Linked DNA regions of Homo sapiens: all the other regions are linked to region 1. Evidence: chromatin loops called from intact Hi-C (ENCODE). Cell type or tissue: GM12878. All regions are shown on one strand. Each heading gives the region's core, and the rest is flanking DNA. Links, peaks and the distances in the headings are about the cores only.

Evidence for each region. Peaks named below come from ENCODE experiments on the same cell type or tissue, not always from the same donor. Only the 100,000 strongest peaks of a DNase experiment are listed, where the experiment ranks them.
Region 2: it touches region 1 in a loop (2.6-fold over the local background); 1 of 110 quality-filtered maps calls a loop at or near these places.
Region 3: it touches region 1 in a loop (2.7-fold over the local background); 1 of 110 quality-filtered maps calls a loop at or near these places.

Annotation. Positions count from the first base shown.
Region 1 is chr14:39,759,113-39,766,809 of GRCh38, forward strand. The region is part of intron 5 of LOC105370461 (a long non-coding RNA gene); the gene reads left to right. Among named protein-coding and RNA genes, the nearest start is that of FBXO33, 330 kb to the left of the region's middle. In GM12878, for the core only: no CTCF peak of the experiment used is centred there; DNase peaks (open chromatin) are centred at 3,919 and 4,379; H3K4me3 peaks cover 791 bases; H3K27ac peaks cover 447 bases.
Region 2 is chr14:39,578,099-39,585,795 of GRCh38, forward strand. The region is part of intron 2 of LOC105370461 (a long non-coding RNA gene); the gene reads left to right. Among named protein-coding and RNA genes, the nearest start is that of FBXO33, 150 kb to the left of the region's middle. In GM12878, for the core only: no CTCF peak of the experiment used is centred there; a DNase peak (open chromatin) is centred at 4,178.
Region 3 is chr14:39,873,494-39,881,190 of GRCh38, forward strand. No RefSeq gene overlaps it. Among named protein-coding and RNA genes, the nearest start is that of FBXO33, 440 kb to the left of the region's middle. In GM12878, for the core only: no CTCF peak of the experiment used is centred there; a DNase peak (open chromatin) is centred at 3,715.

The sequences.
Region 1 (7,697 bases), core at 2,056-6,055:
TTATCATTATTTATACATTAAAGATGATGCAGCACTGAATGATAAATTATGAAGGAAACATTTAATGCACATTTGAAAAGTAAAGAAATTAGATGCATCTTAATTATATAAGTACTAAAGATCAAACAGATTTTTTTTTTAGTTTTGAGCAACAAAAATAGAAACTTTCAGTAACCTTATAAGAAATGTATAAGTAGCATCTTCAGCAAACAGCAATGTTGTGGATTTACTCATGGTAATTAAATCATTTTTTATATTTCAGGTTTCCATTTATCATTGAAATGTAAGAGTTAATTTGCACAGATACAAATTTATAAAATATAATCCCCTTTCCCAGTTCTCTGATATGTGTTTTACCGTGTCAGAGACATTTTTGATGACAGTGTATGCCTGGATCTTGGTGTAGATACTTTTCTCTTACACTAATTAAATAATTAAATCACTTGTTCCAGAAAGTTAAAATGCCAAATGTCTAGGTTCTCTGCTTCCACAGACTTCTGACTCTGACAGCCAACAATTACTCTAAGTGTTTGACATTCAGAAATTGGAGAGAATAGGTCAGGACTGTGGTAAGTGGGTTTGCATTTTAAATAGCCGTGATTGAAAAGAGAGGAAAGAGATGTGTCCAGTGGCAATTTCTGTTAGTAATTTTTTGTGGTTCTCTTAAGACTTTGTTTTTTCAAGAGAAGATGAAAACTAGACTGGTTGTTCTTACCCCAACTTTATTTTTTAATAGTAATCTCTCTGGAAAATTATAGGAATCTGAAAGTATAACAATTCCAAAGTTAGATATCATATTTATAATATAGTCAAATGAGATCATTGTAGTTATTACCATGATGCACACTTTCAAGGGAGTTAGAATCATTGAATATAGCACTACATTTTTTTGGTGACAACAGCTTTTGAATGTCCCTGCTTAAATTACTTTTTATATAGCAAACTTATACTTCGAAGATTCTTTTCAATAAAAATGTAATATTTTTATTAATCCTTTTCACTTGGGTTTACACAGGAAGGATTGCTTAGAAAATTTAAATTATTAATTCAATCACAATTAGCCAATGCTCTTAATTTTTTCCTTCAGTAGAAATGTTTGCCTTATATTTTGAAGAATGTATTTGCTTGCGTTTCATTACTTTTATTTTCTCTTCCATACCTGCTGTGGAAAATGCAAATAATGCCAATAAAATTAGCAAAGAGGAGAGAAGAAAGGAGGAGTAGCAGCAGTGACAGCAGCAAGAGATTAGGTGTAATTAGCAAATTTAATAATTCGTATCTAAATAACCAAGTCACAGGTCAAATCTCATACCAGCTCCTCCATGGGAAATTACATTTTTGTTGTTGTACTGAAATTTTATGGTAATAAATATTATAAAAGATAGGGGAGTGTCAATCCTTTGTCATTGACTTCCTGAGCCAGCAGCAGGTAACTGATGGAGTCTGAGCCTGTGTGTTGACAACCTCATGGAGCCCACATGAAAATGGTTGTGTAGTGATTAACAAGTAAAATCCATGATTTTATGCCATTAGGGGATGCGTAATAGTTGCTACCATTATGGGGTATTACGACAACGTGCAGTGGAGTAGAGGTTCTAGGGCCTGTAGGATGAATACCATTTGGGTCTCACCAAGAATCTGGTGGAGATTCTTACTGATTTCTTAGTGCATTTGAAACTTGGTATCCGAACTCTAGTGTCATTTATGTTTACATATGTGTTTGTAACTCAGTTAAAATCATTGTTATATGAATTAAGAATGTATAACTCTTTTAAAGAGTATGTTCAGTTGTTTGCAAGCAAGCATGTTTGTCATTTTCATAAAGTCCCTTGGTAAAGAAACCCCATAAACATTGTTATTTATTTATGAATAACTTATGTCGACCCTATTGCAATATTACAATCAAAATTCTGGTGTGAGGAGTGGGAAAAATCAGTGAAGTAAATTTCCTTTAAAACTCTCTTTCTGAGATTTCCCTTCTATCTGAATGGTTTGTTGCATCACTTTAGTTTATTTAGTAATCTCAAAGACACTTACAGTCTCATGCCTGTAATCCCAGCACTTTGAGAGGCCAAGGCTGGCAGATCACGAGGTCTGGAGTTCGAGACCAGCCTGGCCAACATAGCAAAACCCTGCCTGTAATCCAAGCTGCTTGGGAGGCTGAGACAGGAGGGTCACTTGAACTTGGGAGGTGGAGGTTACATTGAGCCGAGATCGTACCACTGCACTCCAGCCTGGGCAACACAGGGAGACTCCATCTCAAACAAATGAACAAACAAACAAACAAACAAAACACAGGGCTTCAAGATTCTGAATCTGTATAAACAACCTTTAGGATAAATCCTTTGTGATTAATTCTTTAAAGCTGTATTATAAGTTTTTACATGTTAAACTTTTTTCTTAGTCATTTGATTTACATTATATGTTGACAATCTGTCAGGCTAATATATAGCATTAACTGACTCATTATTTCATTGATAGAAATGTGTTAATAGGATGTTACAGTCACACTTATCTACATTGGAATTAGCCTTTCAATATGTTTTTGCAGAAATTGTTGCAATGTGTTTAAAAATGAGATAGACGCCGGACACGGTTGCTCGGGCAGATCACGACGTCAAGAGATCAAGACCATCCTGGCCAACATGGTGAAACCCCGTCTCTACTAAAAACACAAAAATTAGCTGGGAGTGGTGGCGCACGCCTGTAGTCCCAGCTACTCAGAAGGCTGAGGCAGGAGAATCACTTGAACCTGGGAGGCGGAGGTTGCAGTGAGCCGAGATTGCGCCACTGCACTCCAACCTGGCAACAGGGTAAGACTGTCTCAAAAAAAAAAAAAAAAAAAAAGAGATAGTCATTAAACTCTTTAATGCAAAACGAACAATTGTGAGAACTATAGAGACTGTTTACAGACTCAAAGCTGTAACAGTTAAATTATTTGTTGTTAAATCACCTGTAGTTAATTACAATATGTTGATGTGTACCTGATCTAAAAGGAAGATTATTTTGGGTTGTCAGGTTAAACACAGACATTGTCGAGCAAAGATAAGACAGTCAAATTACCTTTTATTCCTCAGAAGTGTCATTGAATTCAGTTAACACCTTATCAAGTGCTAATAAGACCTTTCTTTGAAGATGTGAATGATTAAGCCCTAATCCTTGTTCAGTGATTTTTGAATCTTAGAAGTTCCGAATCAAGTTAATTTCTAAATTATACAATTTGAATATACTAACATTTTAATTTAACATTTTGTATGTTATTTAATTTGTGCTCTTAAATTTAGTTTGAATCCAACTTCCCCTTTTTTCTTTACTCAGAAAAATAATTTTGTCTTTGATTTATGCAATAATAATGAATGGATTCAGCTTACTCATTTCAAATTATTTCTGCAGAATATTGAAAGTTAGGGAAATGCCTCCCCCCACTCTTTTAAGTAGCTTTAGAAATTGCAGTTCTGTTCGACACTAAATACAGTGAATAGTTTGTGTTCCACAGCTTCAGGATAGAGAACACAGATTTCCCAAACATTCAGCAAATTACGAAACAATTGAGAAGTGGGGAAATCCAGGGTTACAGCAGATAGTCTTTCAAATGGGAGATGTTGGAGTGTTGATTTCTGTTCTGATGGGCTGTGAGTAGTGGTAGTGGTGGCAGTGGCAACAGTGACTGTTCTACATCTAACGGGAGGGAAGGTGGTACTTCACCACTGATGTGCCACAGAAGCTTACTCATTTTCCTCTTTTGTGGGCATGCTCTTGGTTCCACATCATACACTGGGGATACATCAGCAAAATGTGGTTAATTGCAGTGTAGCAGGACGAGCCGTAGACAAAACCCCTCAGACACCGAGATAGTGAAGGGAGTGGCTTTAATGAGCTGGAAGCATCGGCAGACTAGCGTCTTAAAATCCAAGCTTGTCAGGTGCACAGTTTCTGTCCCTTTTAAGGGCTCACAACGCTAAGGGTTTCACGTGAAAGGGTCGTGATTGATTGAGCAAGCCAGGGGGTACGTGACAGGGGCTGCATGCACCGGTGGTCAGAGTGAAACAGAACAGACCAGGAAGTTTCACAATGTCTTTCCATACAATGTCTGGAATCTATAGATAACATCGGTTGCTAGGTCAGGGGTCGAATTTTAACCACCAGGCTTAGGTCAGGCAGGCCCAGGCCTGGTTTCAGGTCTGGTTCCTAGGCGCCGGGCTACCTGCCTTTAGTTTCACTTCTCTTTCCTTTTCTGGGTATAAAACAATATAAAGCAATATGAGAGGGTCTGTCTCTCTTCTCTCAGCAGCAGATAAAGGACAACTGTGAAGATTGGGAACCTGAAATTAGACCTTCCCACAATGTTTGAAAATGTTCCTGGGAAACAGACCTTTGAGTCTTGGAAGGAAGGATCTATACACTCTGCGGTGATAGACAGGTGGTACATGGATAGCAGTGGGCAAACCCTGAGCAGATGACACTCAGAAATTTAGGTAGATCATGTGGTTTTTATCATCTATGTATAGGTAGTCAGAGCTCTATACTGGTGTCCAGACCCTGGCTAAGAATCTAGCAAAGGCAAAGCAAGGTTCCAGGCTCATGTGGGTGCCAGGATAGCCTCTTAGGGAGTAGAGCACAGGGATTAGTAAGAATATCCAGTTACATACCTGGGGTCAAGAAGAGCCCAGAGAATTTGGAAATTTGGCATGGTTAATAAAACTAAGGAGAAGAATCAGAGAAGGAGTAAGTGTGATGGTTGAAACTAGAGAACTAGGTATTAATATGGAGTGTAATTCGTGTGTTAGAACAAGCTTGCCATGACTGGGGAGAGCTGATAACATTTTAAAGACATTTGTGAGCTCATTGATGGAGAACTTGAAATTGATCATGGTGGGATTATTTACACCATGGGATCACAAATGTCACATATCAGGCCTTCCCCTTCTCTCTCACCTCCAGAACTGGCTGTTAAACATTTATCAGCACCCCACAGGTGTAGCGTAGAGAACATAGCTTTGAGGTTGGCTAGAACTAGGATAGAATTCTGCTTCTCGGAGTCGTGACAACTTATAAAACCTCCTTAAATTTTCTAGTTTCTTATGTAAAAAATTTGGAGTATAATGAAAATTAAATTACCTATAATGATATACAATGCACCCAGCCCATTACAAGTTCTTATAGTATTTTTGAATCCTTCTTTTTCCACTCTCCTTATACAACTGGTCCTAGAGTCTGAGGGAGAAGGAGTTGTAATGGAGGTGAAGATTCTACAAGAGAAGAGCCAGAATTCAGGCACCAGGAAGGAATTTTTGTTTTAGGGAAGGTACATCCCAAATAGTTACACCAAAGTTCTTTCTGGGGGAAATTAAGAAAAAAATGTTGAGAGTGGAAGCCCCTATATGGCATCACAGTACCTCTGAAGGGGCAAGAATTGCCCTTCAGAGGGGCAATTTTAGACAGCTGTGCTGAGTAGGGATAACAAGCCCAAGCCTGGGGAGTGAGCAACCCATGGGTACTAGATATCAGGGCGATCAAGAGCCTGGAGTCTCCTAGCCAGAAGTGCACTTGGTCTTGGTCAAGACAACCCCTCTACTAGTCCCATGATCTTAGGCAGTATAAAAGTGGTTAGAGCTTATAAGACCCACTGTCCCAGATTTGGTAGAAGGGAAATCAGAACAATTCTCACACACATAATGTCAGGGCAAACACATGGTCTGGATAGAGCGTCTCACATTAGGCAAAATCAAAATATAACTGTAGGAAACAACTGAAACCAAACACACAAAAACCTATGCACACATACCAAGGGGAAAAGAGGGAAGAAGCCCGATATACAAAGTGAGAGTGAACCCAGTATAAAAGAAAACATTATCCAGAAAGCATATATTTTTAAAATTTACTCTGTAGAGAAACTTACTGAAAACATAAATTTGTTAAAACAAGACTCAAAGATGAGATGATTTAAGAGAAGAGTGGGATAAAAATGGGGATGACTGGAATAAGAAAACAAATTGAGAACCAAAACAACACCCTTACTATCTAATAAACAGCTTAGAAGCTGCAAGGAATGAGAAAAAACTTAAAATTGAACTTAAGAGGTAGAGTAAAGGTTTGAAATAATCGCAGTGAGTGCAGAAGATGACTAAAGGAAAAAAGGAGTTACAAACATTTCTCAAAAATGAGTTCCTATATTTGATTTCATGTTTGTCCTTTCAAAGAGGAGGCCAATTCTACAGTCACAAAATTATTTCTGTTGGCTTTCACAGCCTTGAATAAAATGGAAAAGATTAAAGTGTGGCTCTTAACAGAAGCGACTCCTAACTGCCAATGGCTTCTAGAAATGTCTTTTTCAACGCACTGATGAAATTGTTTTATAAATCTCTCTGGCCTTATAAAGGAAAGTAGTAATTGTGGGATAAGTACAGCCTGAAAAATTTATTATACTCCTCAAATTTTGGTTAACAGTGGGTAACAGGATGGGGAATGAGACTTCTCCTGTTTTGGAATTTTTGCTAAAACTTCAAAACAAAACTAATGAATGCTTTCATATTCTGCAGAGAGCCATCACTGAGCTGTGGGATCCCTCTGATATGGTTTGGCTATGCCTTCACCCAAATCTCATCTTGAATTGTAGTACTTATAATCCCCATGTGTCATGGGAGGGATCTGGTGGGAGGTAATTGAACCATGGGGGCAGGTTTTTCCTGTGCTGTTCTCATGATAGTACATAAGTCTCATGAGACCTGATGGTTTTATAAGGGCAGTTCCCCTGCACATGGTCTCTTGCCTGCTGCCATGTAAGACGTGCCCCAGCCATGTGGAACTGTGAGTACATTAAATCTCCTTTTCTTTATAAATTACCCAGTCTTGGGTATTTATTCATTGTAGTATGAAAATGGACGAATACACCTTCCCTTTGTATTCTATCTGTATGATAGCATAAACAAAAATCAATTTTAAAGGTATAAAAAATTAAAAACAAAACAAATTAAATGAAAAGAGATAGTCAAATTAAACCTGCTAGTCTGATCGTTACTCCCAGTGGGTATAAGAAAAAGTTAAGGAATTCGAGGATGTTCACTGTGGCTTTGAGTTATGGTTTTACCCCCTCATAGTCCTCCCCTCATAAAGCAAGGAAATGGGGTCTAAGAGAATCCCTCATAGGAACTGGCATGCTTGGAAGAGGATGATATTGGTATCTCAAGCCTGTATTAGATGTCTGTTCCCATAGCAGCCTTGCCAACCTGCTCCACAATGATGTAAGCAAACTTTGTGGGGCAAACTGAGAGTAACCACAAGGCAGAGAGACGAGAAGTGAGGAGCTTGTGCATCATCCATTGTTTAGGGAACAGGGAGGTGGAATTTTACACTGGGCTACCGGTGCAAGGGAGCCAGGTGTGCTTGATCATTGGTGATAGCATTTGAAGCAGGGACTGAAGTCCTGAGCCAGAGCAGGTGTACCACATCAGAAGGTACACCTGTAGCACGGAGAGGCTGCCTCAAGGGGGCATCCAATGGACCTCACCTGTGGTGTCTTAAAAAAAAACACACACACAACACGAGCCTTTCTACGCACACCATACAGAGATTGTCTTTGGCTAAGGGAAGACTGTAACTGCACAAGGAAGGTAAACGATGTTTTTGGCACTTTTCTCTAAGCTCTACTTTCTGCTTCAACAAAGGAAAAGCTAGAACAAGAAAAGGGAAGTGGGAAG
Region 2 (7,697 bases), core at 1,808-5,807, 180 kb before region 1:
TTTAACTGGTCTGCTCAGTATTGCAGAGAATTTGATGAGGAAATTATGATGGAGGATGCATACTTAACAAAGAAAATCTCCTGGATGGATCTTTCCTATACAGGAATTGTGAAAATCTTCCCTGAGACAGGTAAGTTATGCTGATTGTGTTTGAAAACCTTGCCACTCAAAGCATGTTCCAGGGACCAGCAGCACTGGCATCAGCTGGCAGTTTGTTAGAAATGGCTTTGCGTATGAGAGAATGAAATAGGAATAGCAAATAAAGAATATCGAGAAGCCTTCTGGATGGAGTCTTGGATCTTGTTGTATAGGAGATTTTTTTTTTAGTGTCCTAATGAAAATTTTTGTATGTCTAGGCAAGATTGCAGAGTAGACTAGATGTATAATTTAATGTTATTTTCTAATTTATTTTTCTTCTCTCCTTTTAATTGCAGTATAAATGTACAGTATCATATATGTATACCCATATAAGCAAAAGACACTAATAGAACAAGAGTAGCAGGACCTACTTATGAGCTCAGGTCTCCTTATTATCTCGTGAGCATTTACTAATACCTTTATTCTTACAAAGCTTGATATTCTAAGTAGTATTAAAGGGTCTGTAAGACACATGGTACCTAAGAGATAATTCACATCATAGCTATCACTGACTTAGACCAATATCTCATCTTCTTTGTTTCATCTTTGTCATGACTCTGGGTATAGACTTTCCTTGAAAACGTCACCTAAATTCTCATTTCAGGAGGCACCTGCCTGTCACAGATACCAGTCAGGGAAAAAGAACACATAAGGATTTCCTGCTGGAACCCGAAAGCTTTTTCTGCAGTCCAGGTGGTTCTGATAGCCCTTACCAGATGTCTGTCCAGAGCCATTAAGTCTTGGCATGCTTGCTCTTGGGAAAATATTAAGCCATCTCACCCATGAGCAAGTGCTGAATGAATGGAAAGTTTCCAGCTGTGTGCCCAGAAAAAAATGTTTAATGAAGACAACTGATGTCTTTGAATGGTTTATTTTCTCAATTGTTTTTGAGGCTACAGCTTACATATCAATACTTCCGAGGGACTAAGTATACAAGAAAGACACTTAAAATGAAACCCTTAGTATATATTAGGACAATGTCCTCATTTTTATGTTCTCATTTACTTTACTATTGAAATTTTTAGAATGATTTATCAAGATTCTTTTATTATTATTTATTATTTTCCTCTGCCTAAATAAATGGGGGTAAAATCTAAAACCATTTACTTATGAGTAAATATGATTGAGGAGGTTTCTATATGCTTATATTTTAAAACAGAACAAAAAAACAAAAAATACCTACAAAGTTGGTGTTGAACTTAATTGAACCATGCTGCACTGACCCTTCTCACTTCTGACTCCTGTTTGCCCTTGGCTTCCTCTGTCACCTCTCCCTTCTTCATGTCCCATGCTCAGACTTTCGGAACCAGGTTTCCCTACCATGTTATGTTGTTTCATAGCTCTTCCTCTCACTTCTTTCTCTGTGTAAAATGCATCTCTTCCCTGTTTACATTTGGAATGCCTTCTCATTTTCAAAGGTGCATCTGGTTTCTCTACTGAATAGAACCTTTCCCAATTTCCCAATAGAGAACTTAACTACCCCTCACTTGGTGCCTACCCTGTACCCCAAATCCCCGATAAAACAATCTTTACATGGATGTTGAGTAAATAGTGACAAAGTGAAACAATGAAAGGAACCAATAAGATTCCTTAACTCTTTAACTAATGATGTATTAATAGGACCAGAAAATTACAGGAAAGAATCATTTTTTTCTTTTGCTTATATTTATGCCCTATTTGTCTATTATGCGGAAAACATTATGGTTCGGAGCCCATGGCTTATTCATGTTTGTACATCCAATGTTCTCTCCGGTGCTAATTTTGATCATCTGCTCAAAATAATGATTTTGAGCAGATGATCAAATAATGATTTCATTGAAAAACATCACTTCATTGGCTTGGTACTTTTATCGTGACCTTAGATTTCTTGTATATACTACCTTTATATGTTATCTGAGGAGATTTGTTTTTATATAAAGGTTCTTAATAAATTTTCTTCAAATGTCAGGATCAAGAGCATAGGCATATTTGCTCTGGAATGTTTATCCTATTCTTCACTGATGATCAATTTAGAGTGTGTCTGTTCAGGCAAGAATAAACAGAGCAAATGATCTCTTTTTCCCATATGAGCTCTTGAATTTCACTTTTCCCTAGAATGAAAAGTGCTTCTTGCCAATAGAGGATTTTTTATACTGTCATTTAAAAAATGGATTTTCTTTTATCAAACCAATAACCTTTATATGTGCATTGTTTTCTCCTACATGGAGCCTTGAGATCAGCTTTCACAGATTCTGTTTTGTGGTGAGTGCTGTCAGTGTAGAAGGATGTCATTTGTCATGCCTTAGAGACTGTGTAGCACCCCTTCTTTCTTTTGCTAAATAAGAAAAATAAGCTGCTCTCTGCCCAAGCAAGACAAATGTACTTGGGATACCTATTCTTTCCTGTGATTTCTCTGGACTTGCATCACTGGTTTAAGATTTAAGGCATCTTCTTGGTTCTTTACTTTTCATTGTTTCACAGCTCTTTGCTACTGTTTACTCAATATCCATGTAAAGATTGTTTAATGGACACTTTGAAAACTTCACAATTGTAAAGCAGTCCAGGTTTGTTGTTTGTGGTGTCATTCTATCTTTCTTTTCTCTGTTGTTTTCCTCCCTTCTGACCCTTGATCAACTAATGAGTGTCCTTACACCCTGACTACTCAGTTCTCCCCACAACTCTGCCTATCCTAGTGTGCTAGTCTCTCAATGACAAAGTCATTCTTCTTTCTCCTCCAACTAAAACGCTCACTAGTTGATTGTCAAGCAGAAAATCTCTCTGATTAACTCCCTCCCTCCAAGTAACTACTGATTGTTAATGGCCCAATATCTTATTCTTCTAGGATGAAAATGAACATTGTGAAATAGGTGACAACTTTATGTGACAAATGCATTTACCAAGGACATAACTCTATGATTGTGGTATTTCACACATCATGAGGTGGAACACTGGGGTTGTTTCTAGAAGGGATGTGTAAGCTACTGCCTATTCCCATTTGTTTAAGGATTTTTCAGTCTTAGAATTGTTCATTTCTATTCTTCTTCCATGGAGGAATCTAAATGCTGTTATGTCACGGTAACTAACTGCATTGTGCTTCATATATTATCATGTAGATTACAGGGCAAGTTATTTTGTTTTCTAAAACATTACTGGTAGAACATAAAGAACAGTAGCAATAAGACTATTAACTTCTTAATTGTTCCTGGATACCATTATTATACATTCAAATTTTGGTGAAGCCTCTGATCAGAGTATTTAAAGGTGTGTGTATTTAAAAACTTGTGACATAGATCATATATTAAAAATAGTCTGCTTCAGATTATTCTCTGGGAACAAAACAATGGAGTAGATGGAAGGAGCTTAGTCATCAAAGCATTTCTTACATAATAGATATGACAATGGTAAAAATAGATGAAAATTGAAGGAAAAGAGATGAAGCGTAGAGAATAGTTTTAAGGAAACTATACAAACAGACAGCAGATGTCACTGTTGCTTTTTCATTATCATTAATCTTTTTTTGGGTTTTGTTCCTAGTTAATGACATTTTTCATTTTATTTGAGAACTCTAATAGGTTAATCAAGTTCACGTATGCTGAACTTCTGTTTTGAATGTTATGTTTATTAAGGTTATGCCTATAAACTTTGCATATATAATTATAAAGAAGATACTTTGTATGCTGAGGACCATTAATTTAATATTATAAATTGACAAAATAATTTTTATAATAAACATCATCTGATTCAGAATAGTTTCCTAATAAAATAAAGTGTTAATCATCTTGAAGAACAGCTGGTCTTGATCTTCTTTTAAATGACCAGTCATATCATTTGTTCTCTTTATTGTGAATACTGAAATACATATCACCAAATCTTCTCTGTGATGATGATCTAAGAGATTTTTTTTACCATGTGAACACAACCAGCCAGTTTTATGTAGAACCTGAGAAACACGTTCCACATCAACTTCCAAAACACTATTCACCCCCCCCGTTTCATTTTCTCTCCTTGATCAGTTCAACTCTAGCTTTCAATTACAGTGTTTCCTCTTCAAGCTGCTGTGTAGGATGCACAAACCTCAATTTCTCATCTTCCTATCTAATCATTTACCAGATCCTGTTGATTCTAACTTCTGTGTTTTTATTTCTTTTCTCTTCTTCTTTTCTTTTCTCAAAGACAGGGTCTCTCTCTCTGTCACCCAGGCTGGTGTGCAGTACCTTTGTAAAGGCACTACAACAGTGTGCATTTCTAAAATCAACTTCCTTTTTATCACAAACTTTAAACTTCATAGTACACAGCTAAGTATGTGACACACATGCACACATTTCTGTAGGAAGAATAACTTGGACAGTTTTTCAGTTTCAGTGGGGCTCCATTATTTCATGAGAATGAAATGAGGCAACCTTGGTTTTAATGTGGAAAAAAATTCAGCAAGAACTAGTAATAATACAATGAGAGTTTCTAAAGATTTCTTTTTCATAAAATCTAATTCTATTGTCATTTTTAATTCAAAAGACTACAACTTTACTGTTATATTCTTAAACATAGTAAGCCTGTTTTTTTTTTTAAATCTATAAAATAAGGAACTTGGGTAAAATGTTCCTAATGTGCTTTTCATAGATAAAATTCTATTATTCAATAGGAAGTACTGAAAGGCGTACTTAGGATTGCTTATTTCTCTTACAAAAACCTCATCAGTATATGTTCTATGCTTCTATAAAAATGTATTACAGATGATTACTTTTAGAACTAAAATGAAAATATATATTAAGCACTTACTGGGGAATTAGGATTTTTATAATCATAGGACAGTAGTGAAAATTACTTGAAATCTGTTATAACTGAAAAACAATTCAAGGAATTTAATGACATTAATCTTTACATTTGAAGATAAGCCTGTGACTGTGTATATGTTGTAACTGTTACAATAAATGATAAAAACTAGCTTCTATTTTGGATTTTGTTATCTTGATTGCTTACTGAAAATATTAATGGAAGTAATGACACAGGAGTCAGGGAGAGGAAGGAGATGGGCTGTCCAAACATGTTTTCTGTTATCCATGTGTGAGCACTGCCTATGAACACTAAGGCAGGGGTCCCCAACCCCTGGGACCAGTACTGGTCTGTGACCTGCTAGGAACTGGGCCGTATAGCAGGAGGTGAGCAGTGGATGAGCAAGGGAGCATTACTGCCTGAGCTCTGCCTCCTGTCAGATCAGCAGCGTTCAATTCTCATAGGAGGGCTACCCTGTTGTGAACTGCACGTGCAAGGGATCTAGGTTGCACACTCCTTATGAAACTCTAATGCCTGATGATCTGAGGTGGAACAGTTTTATCCTGAAATCATCCCTCCAGCTTTGCCCCACATCCCCACTGTCCATGGAAAAATTGTCTTCCACGAAAATGGTTCCTGGTGCCAAAAAGGTTGGGGACCACTGCTCTAAGGAATATATTTAGAATTGCTGGAATAAATAATTTTTATCACTGGTGAATTGGCATATGGTTTTCTGTGTTTGATTTATATATTATTTAACTAAGTAAGTGTTCTGAAGAGGAATTTAGAAAAAGAGTATTTTATTCACTAGTAGGAACTTTAGTGCTCAGAGACATGTTTCTGCAGCCTGTCCCAGCATGTTATTTTTTGAACACATTGCATCTTCAGTATAGATGTGGTTTGAAACTTGGACTTCACTTTTAATTCACGTCATCTTGGTTAGGAAATTCAACTTCTCATTAGTGAAAATTTCTTATAAAAGCGAGAATAATGCTACCTATATTTTTTGGGATTGTTGTGAAGATTACACTTGATAAATTTAAACACCAATATATGTGTAAGGTGTACCATAAATTATTGATATATATATCATTGTAACCACTAATAGCAAATGTTTCTCAATGGCCTAGTAAGTAAAAGGTGTTTTGTTGATTCTGGGATTATAAAAAGATAGAATTTGTGGTCTTCATAGTTAGAAGCAGTATTTAAATAACGAACTTACTATTTGTAACAGTAGTTATTTACTTGCAATCTTTAAAAATTGTTATTTATTTATTTATTTATTTATTTATTATTATACTTTAAGTTTTAGGGTACATGTGCACAATGTGCAGGTTAGTTACATATGTATACATGCGCCATACTGGTGCACTGCACCCACTAACTCGTCATCTAGCATTAGGTATATCTCCCAATGCTATCCCTCCCCCCTCACCTCAAGCCACAACAGTCCCCAGAGTGTGATGTTCCCCTTCCTGTGTCCATGTGTTCTCATTGTTCAGTTCCCACTTATGAGTGAGAATATGCTGTGTTTGGTTTTTTGTTCTTGCAATAGTTTACTGAGAATGATGTTTTCCAATTTCATCCATGTCCCTACAAAGGACATGAACTCATCATTTTTTATGGCTGCATAGTATTCCATGGTGTATATGTGCCACATTTTCTTAATCCAGTCTATCATTGTTGGACATTTGGGTTTGTTCCAAGTCTTTGCTATTGTGAATAGTGCCGCAATAAACATACATGTACATGTGTCTTTATAGCAGCGTGATTTATAGTCCTTTGGGTATATCCCCAGTAATGGGATGGCTGGGTCAAATGGTATTTCTAGTTCTAGATCCCTGAGGAATCGCCACACTGACTTCCACAATGGTTGAACTAGTTTACAGTCCCACCAACAGTGTAAAAGTGTTCCTATTTCTCCACATCCTCTCCAGCACCTGTTGTTTCCTGACTTTTTAATGATTGCCATTCTAACTGGTGTGAGATGGTATCTCATTGTGGTTTTGATTTGCATTTCTCTGATGGCCAGTGATGGTGAGCATTTTTTCATGTTTTTTGGCTACATAAATGTCTTCTTTTGAGAAGTGTCTGTTCATGTCCTTTGCCCACTTTTTGATGGGGTTGTTTTTTTCTTGTAAATTTGTTTGAGTTCATTGTAGATTCTGGATATTAGCCCTTTGTCAGATGAGTAGGTTGCAAAAATTTTCTCCCATTTTGTAGGTTGCCTGTTCACTCTGATGGTAGTTTCCTTTGCTGTGCAGAAGCTCTTTAGTTTAATTAGATCCCATTTGTCAATTTTGGCTTTTGTTGCCATTGCTTTTCGTGTTTTAGACATGCAGTCTTTGCCCATGCCTATGTCCTGAATGGTAATGCCTAGGTTTTCTTCTAGGGTTTTTATGGTTTTAGGTCTAATGTTTAAGTCTTTAATCCATCTTGAATTGATTTTTGTATAAGGTGTAAGGAAGGGATCCAGTTTCAGCTTTCTACATATGGCTAGCCAGTTTTCCCAGCACTATTTATTAAATAGGGAATCCTTTCCCCATTGCTTGTTTTTCTCAGGTTTGTCAAAGATCAGATAATTGTAGATATGCGGCGTTATTTCTGAGGGCTCTCTTCTGTTCCATTGATCTATATCTCTGTTTTGGTACCAGTACCATGCTGTTTTGGTCACTGTAGCCTTGTAGTATAGTTTGAAGTCAGGTAGCGTGATGCCTCCATCTTTGTTCTTTTGGTTTAGGATTGACTTGGCGATGCGGGCTCTTTTTTGGTTCCATATGAACTTTAAAGTAGTTTTTTCCAATTCTGTG
Region 3 (7,697 bases), core at 1,808-5,807, 110 kb after region 1:
AACCTTGTAGAATACATATAACTCAGACTTCATCCCAGTCCTACTGAAACAAAATATTTAGACGCAGTGCCTAGTCATTCATATTTTAAAAACTTCCTCAAGAGATTCTCAATATATCCCTGGTTAAGAATCAACAAAGAGGAATGACTGTAGCATTTTAAGTAAGATGGAATAGTGTTCCCAGTGGGGCAGTTCCTTAGAGCAGAGTGAGAGATCTATTTATTAAATATGGCATTATATTGTAGTGGGCTGATGACAAAGGGAAACTAGAAAAAGTGCCTCTATTATATCTTAAGAATGGGAGTTTCAGAGATATTTGACCTGAGTTGTTTTATCAAGGGGACCTTCTACCTAGGTGAAGTTTCCTATTGCTTCTTTTTGGTAGGTCATGAGTTAATGTTAAATTGTTGGCAAGTCAAAGACTAAGCAGTAAAAGCTATCTGTCCTCATAAAGAGCTGTTGAAACCTGAGGAAATAAAGGCTTGAATTGCCCTAGGGCAAGGCTGGTTGCCGCTACTCTGTCAAAGGTGAATTGGTTTTTCTAGTTCTTCTTAGTCACTCAGCTCAGTGGTTTTTAACTTAACTGCCACCTTTTTAATTGGCTAACATTATTGTTCAGGGTTTCACCTGAAGGTCTAGTGCAGGGGACTGGTATGGGGGCATAACAACACCAACTGGAAAAAATCCATTTAACCTGTTTGCTTTTGGCATGGATAACCCTGTGCTTCCTGCTGATCAGGAATAAATAAGTAAAAGTCAAAGTCATGATAAAATTTCTCACATATTTAGTGAAAAACACAATAGAAGAAAATTGATACAATGAAAAAGGCAATCAGATAAAAGAATACCATGTTTGAAGATAACATGCCCATGTAGAGAGCAGAAGTGTTTGTTTACACAGGGGTTTTGGAGTATTCAGGGCATACATCAGGTTTTCGGTTAGTGGCTGGTGAGTTAAAAGCTAATAGGAAATGAAGAAACAGAAAGCCTAAGCCTTTCTAAGAAGACAAATAAGGAGATTCTTTGAGAAAGGTATTGTTTTGTTTTGTTTTAAAGATGTGAAATACTTAAGGATGTTTAAAGGCTCCTGACAAGGATTTATTAGAGGTACAGGTGGCAGATAGAGGATATCACAGGAATTATTTATAGTATATATTCTTGCTCTGGTGTGAATGTTTGTTGCCCACAAATTCATATGTGGAAATGTTAACCCCAAAGGTGATGGTATTTAAAAAGGGGCCTTTTCCAGACGATTATGTTGCAAAAGTGAATCCTCTTGAATGAGATTGTGCCCTTAACTCCTTTGCTCAAAAGAGACCCCCGTGAGACCTCTTCTCAGCCCTTCCACCTGGTAAGGAACACAGTTCCAAAGTGCCATCTATGAGCCAGAATGCAGGTTCTCACAAGACACCAAATCTGATGGTGCCCTGATCTTGAACTCCTCAATCTCCAGAATGATGAGAAAGAAATTTCTGTTATTTATAAGCCACCCAGTCTATGGTATTTTGTTATAGTAGCCTGAATGGACTAAAATAGTTCTGAGAAAAGTTGGAGGAGCAAGGATGTACAGTATGTTGGGAGGGATGTGTCTTAGCTAGGAGAGCAGAACCTTTGTTCTCAAATCACTATGTACGAATGCTCTTAAGATATTCTTTTTGGCTTTCAGCTTGCACGTTATTGGTATATAGAAATGCTACTGATTTTTGTACACTGATTTTGTATCCTGAAACTTACTGAAGTCATTTATTAGTTTCAGGAGTGTTTTGGCTGCCAGCATCTTTAGAGTTTTCTAGGTATAGTAGGTTAAGAGAGATAGTTTAACTTTGACTTTTCTTATTTGAATGCCTTTCATTTCTTTCTTCTACCTGATTGCTCTAAGACTTGCAGATGTTCTGTTTAATGATGGGAAGCTGAGAGAGTTTATATGACAGTGTATATTTTCTCTGTGAGGAAGCGTGAGAGATCATTTGCTGAGACTAAAGAGATCATTTGCTGCTGAGATTAAAGTGAGAGGTAGGAAAACTTGAGATTTGATGGCACTGAGGATGATGGGAAAAATGATACCTAAAGAGATGTATGTAGTCAGATTTAAAGACAGTGTTGAGTGCTCAGGTGAGTTGGTGACCACAAATTAATAGTGACTTCATTTTACTCCACAATCTGTTTCGTGGTTTCCTCCAGCAGTATTGAGGGCAGGCAAGCATGAGATGCCAGTCTGAATTCATATGGTTTTGGATTTTTACTAGATATGTTTGGGAAAAGAATAAAAGGTCGAGAGAGTTGAGGGTATTGAAAATGATGAAATACAAACAGGATAAGGAAAGGAATAAAAAATAGGAGTAGGCAGAATGACAGGAAGAAAGAGAAAGTGCAAATGTGATTCAAGGGGAAAGGTAGCTAAGGAAAGAGAGAAATATAGAAAACTTCAGAGAAATTCTTGAATCCATAATTTTGCAGATGATAGCCAGATTCATGGTAGACTTATGGGAATGAGAGGTACAACACCTCTCATTGTGCCTGTCAAGAAACCAAGCAGTCATGGTGTTGTGCCTTAAAGTCTCTGAGGATAATATCAGAATTGGCATGGAAGGAGGATAGCTGGAGAGAACCTAACTGGAAACTTTTCGGTAAATGAGGGGAAAAGCCCAGGGCATGAGTAGAAGACAGCAATAAGGAGGGCTATAGCATGTTATAGTAAACAACAACAACAAAAAGACTTAGAGTAACAGGAATTTTAATAAAAGGTAGGAGTGTTAATAGTCTAGAAGAGGAAACAAGGAACATGGATGATGCTGAATCTCTGCTGGACCCCAAGGTGCAGGGATGTGTGGGACCAATGGCCTCTCCTCGATGGCACTATAGGGACAGTACTTCACAGAGAGCTAGGTTCCAGTGCAAATGAGGACGTGGAATGTTCTTCTTTTCTCCCCCTCTATGTGCTGTCTCTGGGACGTCACTTACACTCCCATTGTAGCAGGACGAACCTCAGACAAAACCTCTCAGACACCAAGCTGTAGAAGGAAGGGCTTTATTCAGCTGGGAGCATTGGCAAGCTACTGCCTTAAAATCCGAGCTCCCCGAGTGCACAATATCTGTCCCTTTTAAGGGCTCACAACACTAAATATTTCACATGAAAGGGTCATGATTGATTTGAGCAAGCAGGGGGTACGTGACAGGGGCTGCATGCACTGGTGGTCAGAGAGAAACAGAACAGGGCAGGGAGTTTCACAATGTTCTTCTATACAATGTCTGGAATCTATGAATAACATCGGTTTCTAAGTTAAGAGTTGATTTTTAACTACTGGGTTTAGGCCAGGCAGGCCCAGGCCTGGTTTCGGGCCTGGCGCCGGGCTGCCTGTCTTTGGTTTTACTTCCTCGTTGTTTTTTCTTAAAACAGGTACTGAGTATAAAACAATATAAAATAATATGAGAGGGTCTTTCTCTTCCTTCACCATGGTTTCTATTATAATGTAAATGATGACTTTATCAGTCCCTCCTCTCTCACTGGTCAAAGGTTCAATCCATGTGCTACTGAATCCCCCCACTTCAGGTGGTACACATGTGGTCACCGAGTGAGTTCTGAGGGATGAGCAGGGCAGCCCCAGGGTGGGAGGTGAGAGACATGCAAGGTTTAAAGTTGTGACTGTATGAAGTTGGTCAGAACCCACCAAGAGCTGGTTAATATTGTGGCAGCTGAAACAAGAGCAGGGTGAGGCTGAGAGCATCTGAAATGATGCAGAAGAGGGTCTAACATGTTGGGTAACCTCTACTTACCTCACAGAGATCAGTTCAAATATCAGTTTCTCCAGGAAGTCATCCCTGATGCTACAATGAGATCCCTCCAGTATACACTCATGGTCTCCTACACTTTCCTGTTGTAAAAGTCATCATATTTTGCTGTTGTAACTTGTAGCGTAGGTGATTTGTCTTTCCCATGAAATGTGTCAATTCTGAGGGCAGGTTTATGGTCATCTATCACCATGAGGTTTGCCCTACCTTTGCCCTACAATGCTTCATACAGCTCTGCCTGATATAATGTAGGTTCTCAATAAATATGTGTAGCATGAATGGATGAAATTTTGAATTAGTAAAACATAAAATCATGTGTTATTCTTCCAGAGCAAACCACTTTAGCAGAGGTACTTTCAGAATATAAACTGATTACTAAAGGTTAGTTTGCCTTGTTAAGGCTTTCACGGGCTGTCAGGCTGTAACCTGAAATAATGACTCGGGTGGAACATGCATTCTGACCAGTGAGGCTCTGCATCCCTTAGGTTCACTTGTTTTGCAAATTAGATTTGTCAGGTTGGAAGTTCAAATGAAAGCTCTTTTTTTTACTGCTGCTCTTTGGCACATTCTAATGAGAGCCATAGCTCCTGAGTTGTTGCTTCAGCATTCACATCTAATAGGAAAGAAATTGAAAGCTAAAAGGAAACCTTGAGGCTCCAGAACAGCAGGTCCGTCAGGCAGCATGCTTAGCTCCATTCTTAAACTGTGTCTTCAATGAGAAAGGCTCTGACTACTGCATTGTGCCCAGCAAGAAAAGCTGGGTAAAGGAGATGTCACAAAGGGAAGCAGCACCAGCGTTCATTCTGAACCCTTTCTGTGCCATCTTCAGTCAACTTATGTCATAGGGAAGTCATGCTGCTTGCTAATGATGTTCCCACCTGGGGACCCCATTGTTGAGTGATGTCCTTGATGCCAACTCACACATTCCAGCTAATTCCAACCCTATTACATATTCAGTATTTTTCTTGGAACCAATTAAGCTAATGGGAGAAACAAAATAGAACTCTCTTTTCCCAAGAAATCATTCAACCAGAATTTTTAAGACAAAGAACTGGAAACTGGGTATACTATCAAGAGCCCTAAAATACATATAGAGTGATTCAAATCTGAAATTGCATGAAGTGATTCTCTTATCCTGGAGAGGACTGATGTATGAAGAAGCCACTTGTTTAGATTGGTAGCCTTCATTTGTCCACCAAGAGTATCGATTTCTTTTTATTATTTAAATATTTTGAACCCTAAACCAACAAAAACAAATTTTAAAAATTCAAAGTAATAAAGAAAAGTTACGAATACTAACATGACAGAAAACTGGAAGATTGCAAATTGGGAGTCGCTTACTGCCTTATGGATGAAAAGAGAAGAAACAAAAGTAATCATAGAAAGTGCAGACTACTGGACTTGAAATAAAGAGAGTTTTGTAAACAAATGCTATGTTATTAAGTGAGAAAAGCTTTTTACTGGATCAACAGGACTGTGAAATCTAACTACAAAATACTGAACAGACATGTCTTCCCAGACACTGCCATTTAACAGATGCTCAGTAAGTATTATTGACCGGCATATTGGCCTGATGATCTTGTTTATGAAAAATAGCCTGTAAAGGAAATTCCCAGGTAATAAATTTCAGTTGCTAACAAGTCTTTTATCTTGAATAGTCTTTATAAGATCTTAATCAAGACAGCATTGATAGTGAGCTTCCTGTTCAAGATGTTCTCCCTGACTATAAATAAGAGTGTTAAAAGATAAGAAGTACCCATTTTAAAATTGGTTGTCACACTCAAAAATCTCACCCTTGAGAGTTTTAAGGGAAAAATCCCTTTTATTCTTCACATGAAAAAAATATAATGTATTTTTAAAACTAGGATACTTATTACACAGCAAAGGTTTGGGATTCAGAGGCAGGTCATTGGCTTACAGCCTCAGAACTGAGTGTAAAGGAGAACTCTGGCATTCTCCACCTATGAAGATTTGAGGAGTTTACAACATGTTACATGTTGAGCTACAGTTTTCTTCTCTATGCAAGAGATACAATGCTAAATTCATTGCAAATATATTATCCCATGTAAAGTACCTATTCTGGCCTCTGTTTAGCACATAGTTAGTATTTAATAATAACAATGTTTAACTGTTAATGGTTGCGATTGGTGATTATCATTTCTTGATGGGAAAAAAAGTGTCAAAATATTCTCTCCTCTGTCATTAACTCTATGTGGCATTTGCTAATTATAATGCTCTTATTTCCTTTGCACTAAGCAGGTGGCAGGCATGGTTCTGTGTGCTTCATGCACATGATCTAATGCGATCTTCACAGCACCCTCATGATTTTACCACTCTGCACATTGCTTTGTGGATGAGAGAGCTGAGGCTTAGAGAGGTAGTAAGACTTGCCCAAGGTCACAGGGCAAGTACATAGCAGAACTTAGTTTGAATCCAGAGAATTATTTGCCTAGGATCTCATATTTGCTTTTTCTGAAGTTTTTTGTTTTTTTTTTTTAAACTTCAGTGTATGTGAGAGCCATTTGAAAAACCTGATTCAAATGTGGATTCCTGGGCTGTTACTTGGAAATCCTGTTTTGCTAGGTCTAGATCTGGGGTCTAATGCATTTTTAACAAGTTCCCTTGGTAGAGGTAATGTAAAAGCTGAGTTAGAGTATGAAAATACTTATGTCTAATTATCTGTTCATTCACTTATTAATTCATTTAGTACTATGGAGGTTCTACTAAAAGGTATGCATATGAAGTGCAAAAGTTAGAATACCCCTGGTGTTTATATTCTATCTTGGTGTCTTTGGGCCTGTAATCTCCACAAAGAGAGAAAAAAGTTACCTTAAGCCAGCAATATTCTATTAGGACCCAGAGCACTATAGTAATAGTTGTAGCCACCTGATTCATGTTTTCTTGTTCTACATCTGAAGGATTTTTTAAAAACATGAAAACAACCAGAAGCTATGTTAAAAACTTTACAAACTGGATTCCAATGACTCACATCCAATTTTTTCTTCTCAAGATTCCATTCAGAGAATAGTTTGTTACGTTGAGAATAATTTAACTCAGACCACTCATTCAGGTCTGGTTCAGAGAATGGGCTGCTGTATTCAGATCTTGATCTCCTTCCTTACATTGTTCAAAGGCTGCAGTTTCACAGTTCTTTTTTACATCTGTCTGTGGAGGGATACTGTGTTTACTAGGGATTGCCTTTAAATAACAGTGACCATGATTCCTTGCATTCTTAGGATCCTGCTACCAAATGTTGCTTTAGGAGTGGCCTCTCTTCCTCTCCCTGCCTCTGCTTCTGAGCTGAGTACCTCAAGTATTGTACTGGGTAACCTACCTACTCTACTCTTCTGGGATGACTGGAAGGGTAAGGTCTACTTCATTCTAAGATTTCATGGACATCTTGCTACTCCTTGGGTTATCTAATAAACACCCTCATGCCTGAAGAGGGAGCTTAAAGCTCATCAGGTATGGGATATATCACTACCATAAAATCCAACATTTTAAAAAACATGTTTTTTCCATTAGCAGGGATCTAGAATTAAATATCCCTAAATATAGAATGCAAATATATAGATTTAAAATAACTTGCCATTTCAGGAAAACTTTGTATCTGTTCCAAAAGGGGCATTAAATTGCCCTAAATTTTACTTTCTATTTTCCTGCAGTAGAGAACTGTCATTGAGATTCACTGGTCTCTGAATGAATTCATACATTTATTTATTTTATGTTTCCCCACTGTACCCTCTAGAATGGTCTGCACACCAAAGACATTCACAAATTTTATTGACCTACTGACTGACTTTTTAAAACATGACACAGGTTGACAGATGTTTTACCAGCCATCTAAGGATGGCATACCACTGCTAGAAATTATTAACTTACAGAAATCAATAGTTGGAATGTGCCAT